2 separate regions of the Homo sapiens genome follow, and region 1 is linked to region 2. A link is a contact called in ENCODE Hi-C or POLR2A ChIA-PET data. All regions are on one chromosome and are shown on one strand. The core of a region is the stretch at or near the end of the contact, and the rest is flanking DNA. Distances in the headings are between cores, read along the strand shown.

What was found. Hi-C counts contacts between places; a loop is a spot of excess contacts on that map. ChIA-PET counts read pairs that join two places held with the same protein, here RNA polymerase II (POLR2A).
Region 1: a loop to region 2 is called in a map of breast epithelium, with 38 times the contacts of the local background. The contact joins the enhancer-like site here to the promoter of SIGIRR in region 2. A Hi-C loop is called at or near these places in 1 of 168 maps with a recorded cell type or tissue (breast epithelium). POLR2A ChIA-PET finds 5 or more read pairs at or near these places in 1 of 52 experiments (HEK293).

What each region holds. Positions count from the first base shown.
Region 1 is chr11:1,704,170-1,706,869 of GRCh38, forward strand. No RefSeq gene overlaps it. Among named protein-coding and RNA genes, the nearest start is that of KRTAP5-6, 8.3 kb to the left of the region's middle. Within about 2 kb of position 1,427, at least 2 of the 41 ENCODE cell types and tissues checked have a DNase peak (open chromatin) inside an H3K27ac peak, as active enhancers do; they include breast epithelium, where a contact is called at or near this core.
Region 2 is chr11:413,622-416,321 of GRCh38, forward strand. SIGIRR (single Ig and TIR domain containing) reads right to left here and starts at 1,378. Exons shown (of 10, transcript NM_001135054.2): 1 at 1,202-1,378. RefSeq lists an enhancer at 1,851-2,470.

The DNA of each region.
Region 1 (2,700 bases), core at 177-2,676, 1.3 Mb after region 2:
TGTAAATGACGAGTTAACGGGTACAGCACACCAACATGGCACATGTATACATATGTAACAAACCTGCACGTTGTGCACATGTACCCTAGAACTTAAAGTGTAATAAGAAAACATTTAAAAAAGAAAAGAAAATAGAATAGCCAAAACAATTTTGAAACAAGAAATATAGTTGGAAGAATGACATTAGCTGACTTTGAGACATTCCATAAAGCGACAGCAATGTAGACAGTGTGGTATGGGCAGAGGGGTAGACACACAGATCAAGGGAAAAGCACGGAGTTGAGATGTCACTCGCACACACAAGACTGCGCTAATTTATGACAAAGGGGCAAGACAACTAAATGGAGAAGTGTCTGCTGCAATCACAAAATACCTGTGACTGGGTATTTTACAAACAATAGAAGTACATTTCTCACAGTTTTGGAGGCTAGACGTCCCCAGATCAAGGTGCCAGTATTCTGCATCTGGTGGAGGCTCTTTGCTGTGTCCTTTTGGTGGAAAACATAAGGGGCAAAAAGGACCCAAGCTCATCCCCCCCAGCCCTTTAATGAGGCACTAATCTATGCCTGAGAGCAAAGCCCTGACTTGATCACTTCTCAAGAGACCCCACCTCTTAGTAACACCATAACAGGGGTTAAGTTACAGCGCATGAATTTTGGGGAACGCATTCATACCAGCGCGCGAAAGGAGAACCGTTTCCAAAAAATGGCATTGGAACAATTGAACCGCCGTAGACAAAACGAAAACAAAACCTCAACCTCAACCTCATACTTTATATAAAATTAACTCTATGCCCATCATAGACCTAAATGTTGAATATAAAACAATAAAACATTTGGAATAAAACAGGAGAAAGTCTTAGTGACCTTGAATAATAAAAACACACTGTGTAAGAAATAATAATGTGAGTGAAATTCAGTGTCCTTTAAAGATAAAAGGTCACGTCATAAGGAGAGAGACACACTTGGCAGTGCTCCTGGTTGCTGGTGGAGGACCAAGTGAGTCCTTATTTAGAAGGGACATTTTTTTTTTCTGTGCCATTTTCTTCATCGAACATTTAGTCCTTTGAAAGCTTGTGATTATCTTATGTTCAAATGCTATGAAATAATAAAGTCACAGGGCAGTCCCACTGCAGCGTGACAATGAGGGGGAACTCCAGAGATCCACTTCCATGTGAAACTGGTGAAGACTTTAAAAACAAAAACAAACGAAACCCCACCCCCAACAACCATTTAAAGCATCTGCAAATGGCCCTGTAGCCATTTCAAATAGAGAAACATTTATTCAAGAAAATCGACTAAAGCTTAGTGAGAACTGTGTGAGTCTGTGGTATCTGAGCCAATGCGTGTGCCCTCTCCCAGCCCAGTGAGACAGAAGCTCCACTCCAGGCTGTACAGCCAGGAATGCAAGACTATCTCTCCTCCAGTTTCTGTAATTGCCCGACAGGCTCTTCCCGCCCGCTGCACAGACAAAACCAGTTCACTCTGAGAACATGGTATTGCAGTAAATGAAATGTTTAATTAACGCAAGGCCTGCCAGGTGGAAGAACTGGAATGATCACTCAAACCCGTCTCCCTGAAGGCTTGAAGGTTAGGGTTTTTCCAGGACAGTGTGGTGGGTGGGGGGCTGGGGAATGGGTGCTCCTCATTGGTTGCGGGGGCAATCACAGGGGTGTGGAAAATGGTCCTTGTGCCCTGAATCTGCCTCTGGGTGGATAACAACCCCAAAGTGAAAGCAACCCAGACATCCTTCAACGGGTGAACGGTTAAACAAGTCGTGAGTCACGAGTCTGCATGGGGTCAGTTGGAAAACCACCTCAAAAGACCAATCTTAATTCTACCACAGTGATATTATCTATAGGAGCAACTGGGGAAGCCACAAATCTTGTGATCTCTGGACAAATGACTCCTAAGCAGAGGGGGATTATAGAAACTATGCCTATATTTTAGCAGAACTCATGCCCTCCTGTAATTCTAATCTTGTGGTCTTTCATTAGTCCTATAAAGGCAGTTTCAGCTCCCCAAAAAGGAGGGGATTTGTTTTAGGGCGGGACCGTTATCATCCTTGCTTACAAGTTAAACTATAAACTAAATTCCTCCCATGGATATAATAGAGGCAGGAGGCAGACAAATCCCAGGCAGATGGGGGTGGGTCCCCAGTGAAACCTCACCTTCAAGCCAAAACATCCTGAAACCTGCAGCCCAGAGTGAAAACTTCTATTCTTGTTTGCCTGCTCGCTCCGGATTGGTTCATTTTGAATAATGCCTTTTTAACCAATCAAATACTGCCTTTTCCAATACTACCTATGGCCTGGCCTGCCCCCGTCCTGGGCCTATAAAGACTCCAGACTCAGTTGGTAGAGAGAGAGAGAAGGCCTGACTTCAAGGAAGAGATCTCCTGACTTTGGGGAAGACGACCTGCCCTCCCTGTCCCCTTTCCAGTTCCCCTCTCTGCTGAGAGCTGTTTTCATTGCTCAGTAAAAGTCTCCACTTTCACCATCCTTCAATCACCAGCATGACCTCATTCTTCTTGGACGCTGGACAAGAGCTCAGGACCCACAGAGTGCAGGTACCTAGAAAGGATGTCACCCGGGCCCTTTGCCCTCGCCAGCAGAGGGCAGCTGCCCCACGCGATGAGGCCAGGGGCCGACCGAGCTGCTAACACATTGCCCTCCATTGGGATGTGGATGGTGGAACTATA
Region 2 (2,700 bases), core at 128-2,627:
CCCTGCAAACCCTCCTCTGCACCCTCTCCGCTGCCTGCCTCTCCTTGCACCCTCTCCCCTGCACCCTCTCCCTGCAAACCCTCCCCTGCACCCTCTTCCCGCACCCTCTCCCCTGCTCCCTCTCCCCTACGCACCTTCCCCTGCACCCTCTCCTCTGCCTGCCTCCCCCTGCACGCTCTCCACTCCCCACCTTCCCCTGCCCACCTTCCCCTGCACCCTCTCCCCTGAACCCTCTCCTCTGCCTGCCTCCCCCTGCACCCTCTCCCCTCCCCACCTTCCCCTGCACCCTCTCTTCTGCCTGCCTCCTCCTGCACCTTCTCTCCTCCCTACCTTTCCCTGTACTCTCGTCTGCCTACCTTCCCCTGCACCCTCTCCCCTCCCCACCTTTCCCTGCACCCTCTCCCCTGCACACCTTCCCCTGCACTCTCTCCTCTGCCTACCTTCCCCTGCACCCTCTCCCTCCCCACCTTTCCCTGCACACCTTCCCCTGCACCCTCTCCTCTGCCTACCTTCCCCTGCACCCTCTCCCCTCCCCACCTTTCCCTGCACCCTCTCCCCTGCACACCTTCCCCTGCACCCTCTCCTCTGCCTACCTTCCCCTGCACCCTCTCCCCTCCCCACCTTTCCCTGCACACCTTCCCCTGCACCCTCTCCCCTGCACCCTCTCCTCTGCCTACCTTCCCCTGCACCCTCTCCCCTCCCCACCTTTCCCTGCACCCTCTCCCCTGCACACCTTTCCTTGTACCCCCTCCCCTCCCTAACTTCCCCTGCACCCTCTCCTCTGCCCCTCCTCCCCTGCACACATCACATACACACAGCCCTCTGGCCCATGTGCACCTGCACAGAGCTTCAGTCTCAGCCCGTGTGCACACTTGCACCTCCTACACAGCACACTTCCTACCACACACACCTCCCATTACCACTGCACACAGCTTAGGCTGCAGACCCCTCACACAACTGTTGAGTATATACAACACCCATTGCAACGCTTGTCACAGAGCCTAGGACCACAGGCACCCCACAGCACACACACTGCACCTGACACCCACCCTTGGCCGCTGATGCGACACAGCCTCCTGCTGCCCCTCGCTCTGTCTCACACACACATGCACACACATGCATATGGGTCTTGGGCGCCGTGGGCCTCCTCTCAGCCAGGCCCTGACACAGGCTCACTCAGAGCAGCGGGGAAGGCAGTCACCTGGTTCCAGTTCTTTCCTCCGGGGGGCAAATGTTGGTCATTGGTGCGCCTTTGGGAGCAAACTCTCCCCTTCGCTGGGCCCCAGGGAGTGTCCACAGCACCAAGGCTGCTATGGATGCATCGCCAAGCGCGGTGGGGACCTGGCTTGTGTCTTTGTGTATTTTGATCAGAACTTTCCCTGTAGCTTCCTGGCCTTGCAGTCACATCCTCTCCTAACCCTAAACCCCACCCAGGCACCCACCCCTTCCCTAGGCGGGCGGGAGGACGGGCAGTTGGTGGTTCTCACCCCGCCTGCCCCGGCTCTTCCTGTAGCTCTGAGTCAAGCGGCTCCTTCCTCTGGAGCCCGCCCCAACCCACCCAGGCACGGCACTTTCCTCTGTGCAGCGTGTGTGTGTGTGTGTGTGTGTGTGTGTGTGTGTGTGTGTGTGCAGTGTGTCTGCGTGTGTGCAATGTGTGTGCAGTATGTGCGTGTGCGTGCGTTTGTGTGTGTGCGTGTGTGTTGTGGGGTGGGGGGTGCTCAAAGGGGCAGGTTCCAGGGGTAATGCATGGGGGGTCCTCCAGCCAGGAGACCCCCGCCAGGGCCACCCTGCACACATACAAGGAGGACCGGGGACCGCGCGGCATGCCTTCCAGACGCTACTAGAGCTCACACTCAGGAGCCAAGGGGCCGGTTTGCTCCCCCATGTGTCTTTGACCTCTGACCCCGGGGAACAGGGCCTTCAGAAACTCCCGGTCAACAATGGGGCTCCAGCAGAACTCTTCCGCCCTCTCCCCGTCCCTCTCCCAGACATAGCTCCCCCGATGGGTGAGCAGTTACAAGGGACTATGGCATCTTGTGGACCTTCCCTTCAGGCTGGGGTGGGAGGGCAGCGCCCCCTTTTCCAAATAAGGAGCAAACACAGGTGGCCGAGGCTCCTGGCTCAGAGCAGATGAGGGGCAGATGGCATCTCCTGTTGTCACCAAACTGACACTCCCCAGGTTGACCTGGGACTGGGGACCCAGTGACCGGTGGCTGGTATTGCCCACAGAATCAGACAAGGGTCTCCTTTGGACCCTGGCCCTGCCCTCAGCCACATGGGGGCAGGGCTTCATTGTGGAGGGCTGCCATCCAGCCTCCCGGCCCTGGCTGAGCACCCTCTCAGCAGCAGGCTTTCTACAGGTACTTGTCTGACTGAGTCCCAGCCCTGCTAGGACCTTCCTTTGTCCCGGTACTCAGCCTTGGGTGATGGTGGGCCTTGGGCTCAGGGTCCCAAAGACAGCACCCCTTCCCCCACAGAGCCTGGTACCAGCCCCTCCTTGAAGTGGGTCCTTGGAAGCCCCTCAAGAAGGTTCTCCCCACACTGCAGGTCAGGAAGCAGGCACAGCAGGGCCCAGGGCACCCCCGCAGGAAGCAGGAGCAGGGCCTCCAGCACAGGCCCTGGGGTCAGCCGCCAACTGTGAAGCCCCGGCTCGGCGGCTGCTCTGTGCACCCGGTCTCAGCGTCACCATCTCTCAGGGCT